2 separate regions of the Mus musculus genome follow, and region 1 is linked to region 2. A link is a loop called in an ENCODE intact Hi-C map of the cell type or tissue named here. Cell type or tissue: gastrocnemius. All regions are shown on one strand. Links, peaks and the distances in the headings refer to the core of each region. The heading gives the core; the rest is flanking DNA. Region 1 has its middle 56 kb from the start of Gm30471. Region 2 has its middle 23 kb from the start of 9130214F15Rik.

Region 1 (6,894 bases), core at 2,526-5,025, 930 kb before region 2:
CAATATTACTTTATTTTTGTGATATATATTCTCAGAGCTGTGTCCTATTTCTGGCAAGTGACCTGCAAATGTCTTTTTTTATGAAAAAGAAATGCTTGTTAAATATATCTTTATACAAATATACAATATAAACATACAAATACAGTTAAATCACAATATTAAAGTACAGAAGTGTAAAAATGGATCCCCTTGAAGAAACACAGCTCTTAAGTAACAGCTTATTAGCATGTCATATATGGTAAGAACCCAGGAAGCAAACAGCAGTCGGGCAGCCAGTGTCTGAGAAATGATATGTGGTATGAAGTAGTATGGAAATGAAGCAAGTTAGTTGCATTAGTTGTGCTTCTGTTTGCTGTGATGAAACATCACGACCAAGGCTACTTATAGAAAAGTCGATCTGGGCTTATGGCTCCAGAGTCCACGATGGGACTAGAACGGCAGCAGGAGCAGGAAGCTGAGGGGCCAAATACCTGAGGGCAAATGTGAAGCAGAGAGCAGCCTGGGGGTGCAGCAAGACTCTGAATCCTGGAGCCCACTCCTCGTGAGGTACGTACTCCAGAAAGGTTGCAACTTCCCACATCTCCAAGTACCACCAACTGGAGCAAGTCCTCAAATTCCCAAGCCCATTATGGGAACACTGCTCACCCAAGCCATCTTATTAGTGTATCTTAGCTTTGCTCTTTATTAACGCTATAATAGTGGCATAGTTAGGATGAGTTTAACCAACTACTGTGTGCTTGGACAAGAGGGACTCCATGCCTGACACTGTAAGTATGGACCCTGGCAGGGAAGTCATAGGCCCTATAGGGAAACCTAAGGTGGTGTTTGCTAAATGGACAAGTTATCACAGTGCCTTCTAAACAGCACTGCCTATACTTCTGTATTAATACTGTTCTCAGCCTTCGCCACAGAAGCTCTCTATAGCTGAAGGAGGCTGTCGATGCATGCTCCTAATTGGTCAAAGTGCCAAGAAAAAACAGTGGTAGAGTTCTGGGTCCTAAATGGGACATCAGTATCAATGCTCCAAGGATTAGGGAATATTGCAGGTGAGGTAGTAGAAAGAATAGAATCACCAGAAGTTTAACGCTAATGTTAAGATTTCTATTGCTTTATGAAGAGATACCATGAACATGACAGCTCTTACAATGGGAAACATTTAATCATTTAAATGGGGCTGCCTTACAGTTTCAGAGGTTTAGTCCATTATCATCATGGTGAGAAGCATGGCAGCATGGGGGCAGACATGGTGCTGGAGAGGGAGCTGAGATTTCTACATCTTGATCTGCAGGCAGCAGGAGACTGTGTGCCACACTGGGCATAGCTTGAGCATAGGAGACCTCAAAGCCTGCTCCCACAGTGACACACTTCCTCCAACAAGACCACACCTACTGCAACAAAGTCATGCCTCCTAGTACTGCCACTCCCTATGGGCCTATGGGGGTGGGGGGGGCACATTTTCTTTCAAAGCACCATAGACATTTTCTGGGTAGGACATGGGCATTTGCAGACACGAAGTCACTGCAGTATGTCCTGCAGAAGACTGGATCCTGTTGTAGTAAATATTTAAGCTCAGTCAGGAGTTTCTACCCTGCCTTAGATCATTCAGTTCCCAGATAAAAGACACAAAACTTTTGTATTTAGTGCCTTAGACAGCACTAGAGCTGGACAGACAACTGCCCTCTATGCTATATGTCTACTTCCCTGCCAATACTGCCAAGATGGGACTAGTCATGTTCTGCCTGGGCCACTCTTACTCCAACTAGCCAGCCCTTGTGGCCAGTTCTCAAGATCTCTTACCCATACCCATGGCATCTTCCTCTATTTTCACTCCTCTTCTCCCTTCCTGGTCATCTTCTCAGACCCCAAGGCCTGGGAACTGAAGCCCCACCCAACACTTCTCTTCTGCCCAACTATAGGTTGTAGGCATTTTTATTCAACCAATAGTTTTACATTAAAGATCAAGGCTATATAGCATCATTTTGTGTGTGTGAAGATCTCCTTGTACCTGAGGCAACCAGATCTTGGGGGCCAGTATTTAGCATTACAATACATAGCAGAGACCAAACCTCAATAGGATTCTTTAGCATTTTATCAAGGATGTGGGTGAGGGGGGGATGTCACAAGGCTCTGAGGGGCTGTGTCACTTAATTGTTGTTGGGGGAGGGAGTCTAATTTTCTTCCCTGGTGTAGCCACTGAAAAGTAACCTATGCCCTAGTAAATAACCTCTTATTCATGCTCATGCAAGAAACCCTAGTTAAAATGAGACACACACACACACACACACACACACACACACACACCCATGAAACCAGAGGGAGAAAAGAAAGCACGTGGGGTGAGAGAAGCTAAAGGAGGCTAAAAATAAACAGTTCATGTGCAAAGCTGTCAAATAACCCATTTTAAAAAATAAAGATCAGAGTAGACATTCCTCCAGCGTAGATATGCAACGAGTGTACAAAAGACAGTCTACGTCATTATTTATTCACTAGGGAAATTCAAATCAAAGCCACAGTGACGTACCGTCACATATTCCCTAGGGCAGCTATATACAGACAGACATGACACATGACAGACACAGCACAGGGAGTTTGGTATGCTTGTGCATTGATGGTAGGGAGATAAAATGACATAGCCACCAAGGATAAACCAAAGAAAGTTGAAGACATGCATCCACCCTAGAATGTGTGCACAGATGTTCATAGCAACGCGATTACCCCCAAACTGAAAACAACGCAGTTGTTCATCCACTGGTGAGCCAATAAATACAGTAGACCATGTAACCACACAGTGGAGTAACCACACAGTGGAGTAACCACACAGTGGAGTAACCACACAGTGGAGTATTCTATTCCAACGTCGTTCATGAGGAGCAAAGCACCAGTTCATGCTGCAGGGTGGATGAAGTTTTACATCACTGGCTCATAGGAGAAGAGCAAGATGTAAAAGGCCACATGTGGCATACGATCTCATTTCTATGAAAACTTAGGGACAGGGATTAGGTTGTGAGGCTGCTGCTGAGTAAATGGACCAGACAGAGCACTGCACACGCTAGAGCATCATTGTGAAACTTTTAGTTAAAGTCACCATAAAAACACATAGCAGAATTTATAGGTTATAAAATGGTGACCAGAGGCATGTCTCCTGCCTGAGATACTCATATCAACATGAATAAAATGGGCATACCTGTGAATATGTGTTATATGTGTTCAGGTAAAAGAAACTAGGGAATAGTAAAGAAAACCAAAAGCTAAAAGGGAAGACTAGTATGATAAACACAGCTTAGTGTGACACATTGTAAGAAAACCCATAAAAACAGGAAATTCAGACTGCTTTTGCATAAAGCAGCAAGGTACACAAAGCACTGGCCAACCCCAGTAAGTGTTCATACAAACACAGACCTGGAGTCAGGGGATCATGAAGTAGGGAAGTTAAAGCCAGCAAAAGGACCAATCTATCACTGTTCAAATGGGATCCAAAACTTACATGAAATGGAAATTCCCCAAGAAAGCATACTTTCTCAAAGGTGAGATGAAACAGGTGTGAGCCAGTTTTCAAGCCTGGGACAGAATATCCGGGCATAACTTCTAAAGAAGGTAAGTTGCTTTGGGCTTATTCATGGTGTGAGTCGGTGTTCAGGTGGCAGGCAGAGAAACGTGGTGAGTGGTGAACGGTGGAACAGAACTACTCATTTCATGGTGTGTGTGTGTGTGTGTGTGTGTGTGTGTGTGTGCATGAGAGAGAGAGAGACAGAGAGACAGAGAGACAGAGAGAAACAGAGAGAGACAGAGAGAGACAGAGATAGAGACAGAGACAGGACAGAGATAGACAGGCAGAAATAGAAACAGAGACAGACAAACACAGTGACAGAGACACACAGACAGAGACAGAGAGAGACACAGAGAGAGGTGAGGAGGGAGGAAGGGAGAGAGATAGACACACAGACAGAGAGACACAGAGAGAGAGAGGTTAGGAGAGAAGGAAGAAGAGAGAGGAAGGGGAGACAGAGATACACGAGAGGAGAGGAGAGGAGAGGAGAGGAGAGGAGAGGAGAGGAGAGGAGAGGAGAGGAGAGGAGAGGAGAGGAGAGGAAGGGGAGACAGAGACACACGAGAGGAGAAGAGAGGAGAGGAGAGGAGAGGAGAGGAAGGGGAGACAGAGACACACGAGAAGAGGAGAAGAGGAGAGGAGAGGAGAGAGGAGAGGAGAGGAGGGAGAGGGGAGAGGGGAGAGGGGAGAGGGGAGGGGGGAGTAACCAGTTCTAATATACCTTTCAGGGATTTACCTACAATGACTTCACTTCCTCTTTTAGGCCTCACCTCTTGTCTTAGTCAGGGTTTCTATTCCTGCACAAACATCATGACCAAGAAGCAAGTTGGGGAGGACAGGGTTTATTCGGCTTACACTTCCATGCTGCTATTCATCACCAAAGGAAGTCAGGACTGGAACTCAAGCAGGTCAGGAAGCAAGAGCTGATGCAGAGGCCATGGAGGGATGTTCTTTACTAGCTTGCCTCCCCTGGCTTGCTCAGCCTGCTCTCTTATAGAACCCAGGACTACCAGCCCAGAGATGGTCCCACCCACAAGGGGCCTTTCCCCCTTGGTCACTAATTGAGAAAATGCCTTACAGCTGGATCTCATGGAGGCATTTCCTCAACTGAAGCTCCTTTTTCTGTGATAACTCCAGCTGTGTCAAGTTGACACAAAACTAGCCAGCACACCTCTCAAATGCTCTACTATCCCCAATAGCGCTGTATAGTAGCAAGCAAACCTCTAGCCTATGGAGAACATTTAGGATACAAAGCCATAACAGTCTTCAACAGAACCTGGTATCGCCTCCTTATGAAAACATAAGCTGTAAATCACTGGGCACATGTTTAACATTGAGAACATATTTATACAGTTTATACACAAATATGCTTGGACCTAATACAGAGCTCTGCGGTAAAACACTGCAGGCTTTTCCATGAAGGTTGGGAACCGTGGAAGGGTGGCGAGCGTCTTCACTGGTACATAATGCTCTATGGACAATAAGAGGCATCTCAGATGCAAAACAAGAGGATGGCAAATGGGAAAGCATATACATGTCTGGAAACATTTTGACGGCAAAACCCTTAATGATAAATCGAGAGGAAACGTCTACAGTACGTTTGCAGATGCTGGTCTAATTACCCCAATCAGGAGGGAGATAAACAGTCAGAGACTTGATGGAAAAAGAAGAACAAAGTAATGGGCAGAGGACAGAAACAGCATCCCTATGACTTGTAAATAGCCTGATAAAGAGCGCACAGCGCATGGAAAGAAGAATCCAAAGCAATATGGCACTCTCACGGCATTTCCATTGACTGAAACCTCAGAAGCTTCCGGCACACTGTGGGAAGGCTGTGGGAAAGTAGGGCTCTTGTGTGCAGTGCCGGCAAGTGACAGAGTCTGAAGAGCCTCTGATGGGATCCCTGGACACAGCACATGGAATAGTAGATGTATCATCTTTGGACCAGCAATCTGCTTCTGGTAGTTTTCTAACAGTATATATTTACTCCTGAGGATTCAAAATAATAGATACTGGATGTTATGCACAGCTGGTATCTGTCATGGCAAAATATTACAAACAAAATGTGCACCCATAGCTGTTAAGATGTAACACTCCTCAAAGTGAAATATCCCATCCTGGAGGGAGGCTCCTTAAACTTGAGAAGTAAAACAACTCTCAAGTTTCAAGAAGTTCCTGAAATTTACTAGACTAATAAGACCACCCAAAATGTGTCTGTTCACATGTACACCCACACCCACACCCACCCACACACCTACACACCCACACACGCACACACATACACACACTCTACAAATATACAGGCAGTAACAATTGCTGGAAAGAAGATATTTTATGAACAGTCAAGCTTCCTGCAAGTGGTATAGAGAGCTTTCACAGATTATCATTCATGCTGGGTCATGCTGGTGATGAAACTGCTTTTATAATCATGATCCTGTAAGTAGCCTTTCACCCACACTCCAGTAAATAACTCCAGTAAACTCACTGGTTCAGGAAGCTAGACTTGGGTGACATTCTCTTTGGTTTGTCTTTGGTGTCCTACCTAGGGTGAATAGAGATTTGTTCATAATCCCCAGGGAAAGTCATACAACAAGAGGAGACCGATTGACTGGACCAGGATGGAGAGGACCTGTCTCCACAGGGATAGAAAGGAGAGAGATTGCTCTTAATTACAGTGAGTCAGATTCAGACCATATTGCTAACAGGCAAAGAAGGATGTGAATGTTGCATAAATTTTGTTATCCTCTGCACAAAAATCCCGGGGAGATGAACACAGTCCTGGGCATGCATTTGTTTCTTTGTGTCAGGTATGCATCCTACCAATGGCACCTTTTGTTTTTACATGAAGAAAACCAGGAAGGAAAAACTTGACCCTCACACAAGAGCGGATTAAATGAAGTATGTGGCATATCCTATTTTAACTTCGGTTGTACAGGTTGGAATTTTTACAGAAGTGATGTTGGAAATTCAAAAGCCCAGAGCCACATCCTAACCTAATGCCAGCACAGATCAGGGCAGAGAAGATAACTTGTGTTAGTCCTTGCTGATTGCCGAGGGGACCTGTAAGTGGTGACCTTGAATAGTATGGAGTGGACTGTTTGCATGTGGGCCTGAGGTACAGGCACTTACAAAGCTTGTCACCTAAGGACCTACCAACACCCATCAAGGGCTACTAACTCAAGTCCCACCTCCCTCTTCTCTCTGTCTTCCTCCACAAGTATTCTACCCTGTCTGGCCTCAAGCTCCATCCTGGCCGCAGATACAAAGGAACAATTCCAGCCTTCTGGGAACTCCAACTAGGGAGACAGACAAGTGTTGAGAGAACGCTCATTCTGGTGGCCTAAGTA
Region 2 (6,894 bases), core at 1,448-3,947:
GAGTACTTCCATAGCCTTGATCCGTGAGGAGGAGCAGACACCCCCAAACTCATCAACCGCCATGAGTAGCTAATGACATCCCTGGGTCGTTTTGAACAGGAGAGAGAAGCAGGCTGCTATTCTGGGACTGTTTTCATTCCACAAAAACAGATGCTGTTCCAAAAGAGGAGAGGCCACCAGCCTGGGAGCTCAGAAGCCCCAGGACCAGGACCTTAGAGGTGGATGCTAGGCTTGTACTGCCCAGTTTAGCCAGTCATGATGGGCACCAAGACTCTCTCTGTCTTCACGCAAAGAAGTCGCTCCTGTGCCAGTGGCATCGAGACTCCACCTCTGGAAGCCTTGTGCTGGTCCTCAGGCTCCGTGGTATCAGAAGGGTTGCTTTGGTATGCTCTACATTTTGCCAGTGCTGAGAATGGAAGTGGGGTCCCCATGGCTGAGCTGTACCCCAGAGTCTGCAGTTCTTATACCCAAGCAGATGATTTGGGTTAGATTCTAAAAGTAGAAGGGTTGGGATAGAGAGAGATGGCTCTGTCGGGAGAGCACCCGTCTCACCAAGAGAGAAGCCAAGTTCAGATCCCAGCACCACGTGATAGGCCAGGCGTCCTGGTGCAGCTGGTGCAATGCTGCACCTGGGAATGGGGCACCTGGTTATAAGGTGACGGGGGCAGGGGAGGCTGGAGGGTAGAGGTGTATCCCCAGAGTACATGGCCAGCCAGCCTAGCAGAACTATGTTCCATGAGAGACCCTGTCTCAAAAATGAAAGTGGAAAGTAATTGAAGAAGACACTCAAGGAAAACCTAGCCTTCACACTCACATGAACATACACACACACACACACACACACACACGCACAGGCACATGCACAGGTATGCATGCACACGCACACACACACGCACGCACGCACGCACGCACGCACACACGCACGCACGCACACATACACCTATACCACAAAATAAATGTAAATAAACAGGTATGATGGGATACACTTGTAAAGCTGGTACCAGAAAGGCAGGAACAGCAGAAATCACTGGCTGGCCTGCCTGGCCTAATTGCTGAGCTCCAGATGAGACCCTGCTGAAAGAAAGAAAGAAAGAAAGAAAGAAAGAGAGAGAGAGAGAGAGAGAGAGAGAGAGAGAGAGAGAGAAAGAGAGAGAGAGAAAGAAAGGTGGACGATCCTCAGGAGTGATGTCTGAGACTGGCCTCTGGCCTCCACAAGCACCTACGGGAGAGCACACTCACTGGCATGCATGCGCCCCCACATACACTCACATACATAATTGATATAATCTGGAACATGACATAGGGTGGAACAGCCTTCCGGGGTGGCCAGGGCAGAAATTAGTGTCAGAAAAACACTGAGAGAGAGACTGAGAGAGAGAGAGAGAGAGAGAGAGAGAGAGAGAGAGAGAAGGCAATCAGCTCTGCCTTCCCAGACCGTAGGATCCCAGACTGCAGCCTTTCTTGCTGACAGCCTTGGGAGTGTGGAAACACAGGGCCTTCTCCACTCTATAATGCCTTATGATTAAGAAGGAAGCTTTCCTTCCAGGCCCTTAACAGTGAGTAACAATCCCTAGCAACCATAACAACACAGCAACCAGTTACACTACACTCTGCACACATAAGCTGATAGGGGTTTGTGACAGACAGCGTATCCTGCTGTGTCTCCATCCTGACGGCCTGAAGCTGCTCCCCTGCTCCCCACACTCCCAGGGCTCCAACTATGTTCAGCGGAGGAACCGGGACTCAGAGCGTGGTGGGTGTCACAGACAGGGAGGCTGGTGTGAATGTGTCCAGTGGGCTTTACACGGTCCACCTGCAGACACGAATCTGAAGTCGACTTTGGCCCTGTGGCAGTACGGCGGCAACAGTGTGTAGTCTGGACAAGCTATTTTACTGGTTTCCTCACACACACACACACACACACACACACACACACACACACACACACACATGTGCACGTGCAGTTTATATTCTTTTATGTGTACTTGGTATTTTATGAGAAGGTTGGGCTTTGTGGTAATGAACAATCAGGGAGACCAATTGATTGTTGCCCTGATCAATTGATTATTGCCTTGATCAATCAATGCTTTGGACCCATCCTGAGCTGCAGTGGGGTTCAGGACACTCTTAGGGGGAAAGGCTTGGCACACACTGAGTTTTCCATAGTAGGAGGGCACATGTCCCACCAAGGGAAACACGGCTGGGATAAGGGAAAGCAAGAGAAAGATACTTCATTTCCATGGTGCTATCTGCCTTTTTTTCTCCTGTATTTTTTAAGACAGAACCCCAACTAATTGCTCTCTAAGCCTGGCAGCCATGTGGCTTCTCCCGTGTACCTGACCTTCCGTGTGATCTCCCCAAAGCTTGCTCCTGTTGCTGAATTCCTAATTTGTCTCCATTTAAGCTTCCTGGACAGATAACACTGATCGTGGAGACAAGGAGAGCGTCTCTCCTGTTAAAATAAATCTATCAGGGTTTTCCTTTATCATATCTATTGTACATCATTATCATTATTAACTTCAGCTTTTACAAATAAACTGCCGTTTGCTCTTGAGCCCAGAGAGAGCCATCTGTGCTGATTTAATGTGGTTCTGGCTGAAGGCATCACCTGGGGTGAAATAACTTCTCAAGGTCTTCCCAGGGCCCCTGTGGAGAAAAGAAAGACTTCCAAAAATATGCATATTTCCGCCTGAGACAAGCAAACACAGAATCCGCGCCTTTGAGCGTGCCGTAAAGATTTGTAGGTTGCTACTGCCCTCTTGTGGTCAATAGCCAGATCTGCAAGCAAAAACTAAGCAATCAAAAGCCATTAGGGTTAGAGTTGGGGTCAGAGTGCAAAGGGATGTTGGCATATAAATTCTGCACAGTTACAAAGCAGCAGCATAGAAAATTATTCCAGTAAGTCATATGACATCCACCATGACCCAAGTCCACATTTAAATCAAAATTCTCAGATCATATACTGGGAGTTGAGCTCAGTCAGTCTTCCTAGGACTCAGAGATGAGCAGGAGACACAGATGCGGTCCGCCCCTGCCTCAGTGTCCTCTGCACTCATCTCTATTCTGTTGCATGCAGGGGCTGCCCCATTGACCCTGCCCCCACGCTCGCTGGATCAGTACCAACTGCACAGTCAGAAAAGAACCCAGGAAGTGGACTCTAAACCCCAGGAGCTTGACACCAGTCTAGCTAAGAATTCCAATCTCCCACACTCCAGAGCACAATCTAGACACTGCTGGCTGTGGGGTAACCTGGGCTCCCCAGACAATCAGGGTGTCCGAGCCAGCTTGTTGGGTCTTTCTTTTGTCGGTAGGCTAATGCCCTAAGTTTTTTCCCAGCAAAGGGTTAAAGAAAGAGTCTACAGGCTCAAACTGTGGGTTAAAAGTGACTAGTGAATATTATATATATTATCCACATGCATGGATCCTTGTCACCCTTTGCAGCCAAGCATTGGTGTTGACAGCAGTGACTTGTGGTACCCAGCAGTGCCCCATGAATTGTCCCCAGAGGGAGATGACAACAGCCTGCCACTGCAGTGCATGACGATCCTGGCCTTTCCCTCTGTGCTGTGCTGAGACACAGTGAAGTTCATCGTTCACATTGTGACTGTGGTGATTTACATCTTTCTTTTTTTCCCTCTGTGTTTAAGTAACTGAAATGCCAGCAGGCACGTGTGGATGTATTTTATTTGTATGTTTGATTAGTCACACTATTAATGACTACTGTCTGTGTTAGTTGACAGATGAGACTTAAAAAAAAGTATTTGTATGAGAGAAATCATATCAATGGATGATAAAGTAACAAGTATGTATATAATTAATAAGTAATTTTGGAGTCATTTTGCTAGAAAAGGCTGTGTGCCTCGTTGGCTCTAAGGGAAAGTCTTTGGTGCAAGATTCCTGACACAATCAAAAGCTGTCCCCATCTCTAATGTTGGTTAGGCTTGGGGTCAGAGTGTACAGGGATGTTGGCATGTAAAGTCTACACACACTTCACAGTTACAAAGCAGGGTAGCCCAGAGAGAGGATTCCAGCCCAGGGGGAAGAGAGGTGACACGGGCTCTAAACAAGCTACCTCACAGAGCACATATTACCCGCAGGTACCTGTCTGTAAGAGGGATAAAGCCATGTGAGCGACTAAAGGTAACGTGGAATAGGGTTGGCGTGCTGGCTCTGCAGCTGCCACGAAAGCCCACGGCCCCAAAGATTTGTGAGTTTATAAAGCAAATGACTTTGCAAAAAAAATTCATTTATTTTTTTTTTGATGATGCTTACACTCAAGAAAGCAGTTTTTAATGTTCCTAAGAAGCAGATGCTAAGCTGCAGGCACTAAGCAGCAATTGCTCTCAGAAAGCCGTAAAGCCCGACTTCTTTATTATCTTTACTGTTAAATGAGCAGAGCAAGAGACAAGCGTCTCCTCCATTAGCAAAGTAAATACAACATCTGTGCAGGGGTAGAGTCAGGACCGACCTCCTCCTCCTCCTCCTCCGCACAAGGCTCGGCACGGGGCTCGTTGTCTGGGAGCAATAATTGACTAGCAGGTACTGAGCGTTGTATCTCAGATCTAAAAATTGAGTCAGATCTGGACTATAATGTTGAAATCCTACCCCCTTTTTGTTTTTCCTTCTTCTTTCTTCCTTCTCCTTCCTCCCATGCTTCCTTGCTCTTTTCTTTCTCCCTCCCTCCCTCCCACCCCCTTTTCTTTCTGGAGGATCTTTAATTTAATACTTATTTGGAAAAAATGAATGACGATTGTCAAATGAACCGGAGAAGACTCCTTTGGGCCTCGATTTGGACTCTCTGCCTTCACTTCACACCGGGAAAGCTGAGAACGTTGTGTCCCTCTCAGAGGCCAGCCCAGGGGTCAAGGCAGACCAGCGCCGCTGAGCACCTTCGTGGCCCATAGGTTGACTGCTTTAATGGTTTTGTTGTTTGGCCATTAAAATCGTATTGAATCTTTACTGCTCTTCTTACAAATAACCAAAACTAATTCTAGCTGTACGTGGACAGAAACTTTAAAGGAACCAGTGTCTTCCTGTTTCCTACATTGGTGGCAGAGGCAACTTGTGCTAAGAGGGTCTTGTGCAAACAGCTTTGACCTTTGGAAGGCTAGCCCTGTCTCCACAGACAAGAACTGACATCAGCATCCTCCGAAAACAAAGTTTATAGCTTTGTTAAGAGACTGTATGCTCAGGACTGGGGTGCAGCCTAGCATTTGCCAAAAATGCTTGATGCCCTGGTGTCTGCAAGGGTTTTAATGACTTAAAAACAACTACCAAACAAAGGCTGAGGGGGAAGAGGGTGGAGAGAGATCTCAGCAATTAAGAGCACTTGCTGCTTTTGCAGAAGACCCAAGTTTGGTTCCCAGCACACAAGTTTGATGCCCTCTTGTGGCCTCTGATCACCAGCACACACACAGACAAACGGACACACAGACGTACGCACAAACTAAAAATGACATAACTAAGTTTAACAATTTCACGTGGCTCAGCTGGCACGGAAGCCTCTGGTTGTAAGCTGCACCAGGTTTGCCTGAGTGATGTCCCCAACTTTCCATCAAGAATTTCCACCCAGCCCCCAACCTTCCTTGCTGAGATCTCGGTGAACACCGCGTCTTGACTCTTCCCCATCAGTTTGAAGGGAGGACTCTCTCTTCCCCATCAGTTTGAAGGGAGGACTCTCTCTTCCCCATCAGTTTGAAGGGAGGACTCTCCGCCCAGCGGTGTGAGGAATGCATAGCCGGTGCCTTAACTTGCTCCTTTCCATCCTCTTAAAGGTAAATAAATATCCAGCTTAGCTTAGTCCTGCGTCTGCGCTTCTGGGTTCTCTTTGGATGAGATTTAAGCATTTAGTATTTAAGGTGACTTTAAGTAAAGCAAATTCCCTTCCTTACTGTGGGTGGGCCTCTTCCACTCAGGGAATGTCTTACAGAACAAACATTGACTTCTGAAGCAGAAAGGCCTTAGGAGACTGTCCAGCTGATGGACGACCTTTGAACTTGAGGTGCAGCATCAGGTCTTCCCAGGCTGCAAGCTAGCTGTCAGGCAGCCCTGCAGGCTTGCCTGTCCCTCTGTCTCCCTTTCCTTTTGTTTCTCTTTGTCTGTCTCTCTGTCTCTGTTTCTCTCTCTTCCTCTCTCTCTTTCTTTTCTTCTCCTTCTCTCCATCTCTCCCCCTCCTCTTCCTTTCCATATATAAATGAGACTTATACTGTTTAGATTTTATAGAAAATCCTAATTAATAAATACAAAACTCATACAAAAGAAATAATGGCTATTCATGAAGTCCCTGAAGGAGGGATCTGTATGCAAACATGCATTGATGATCAACTAGTTACAGACTTTCTATAGCAATCAGCATTGCAAACTCCCTAAGACAAAGAAAACACACATCTTCATCTCCACTGAGCCCCTGACAAGATGATGTTTTGTCTGGAAATACTGTTCTCATGGGAACACTTGTAGAAGTCCCTTCATCTGGCTGTGGCTCTAGTCCCTTCTATCCCGTGTCATCTGGATGTCGATGCAGGTCCTGCAGCATCTGAAATGTCAAGGCCTGTCAGAGTCTACAGTCAGCTGTGGTTATAGAAGCAGCCTCCTCTTTCTTATCATGGAAACAACTCGAAACCTGAGATCACAGGGTCTGTGCTCGGAGCCAACCCTGGGCTGACTTGGCAATCTTTGTGTTCTCTGTGAAATTCTGTCTTTTGCAAACATAAGAACTATTGTAGGAGGACTGAATGTGACCCTGACTGCCCCAAGATCTCATCTCTTCACGTGTGACTAGGACTGCCCCCCCAAGCCCCCCACTCCTTCCCATCCCACCCCTGTCCACTGCTGTTCATTACAAAGAAAATCTAACCTGTCTGCATTTGTCCCTTCCTTGCCTACCAGGCTTAA

What was found. Hi-C counts contacts between places; a loop is a spot of excess contacts. Peaks named below come from ENCODE experiments on the same cell type or tissue, not always from the same donor. Only the 100,000 strongest peaks of a DNase experiment are listed, where the experiment ranks them.
Region 1: it touches region 2 in a loop (5-fold over the local background); 28 of 42 quality-filtered maps call a loop at or near these places.

What each region holds. Positions count from the first base shown.
Region 1 is chr8:23,588,722-23,595,615 of GRCm38, forward strand. No RefSeq gene overlaps it. Among named protein-coding and RNA genes, the nearest start is that of Gm30471, 56 kb to the right of the region's middle. In gastrocnemius, for the core only: no CTCF peak of the experiment used is centred there; no DNase peak of the experiment used is centred there.
Region 2 is chr8:24,522,537-24,529,430 of GRCm38, forward strand. No RefSeq gene overlaps it. Among named protein-coding and RNA genes, the nearest start is that of 9130214F15Rik, 23 kb to the left of the region's middle. In gastrocnemius, for the core only: a CTCF peak has its summit at 2,778 (motif pointing left); DNase peaks (open chromatin) are centred at 2,670 and 3,091; H3K4me3 peaks cover 372 bases; H3K27ac peaks cover 1,195 bases.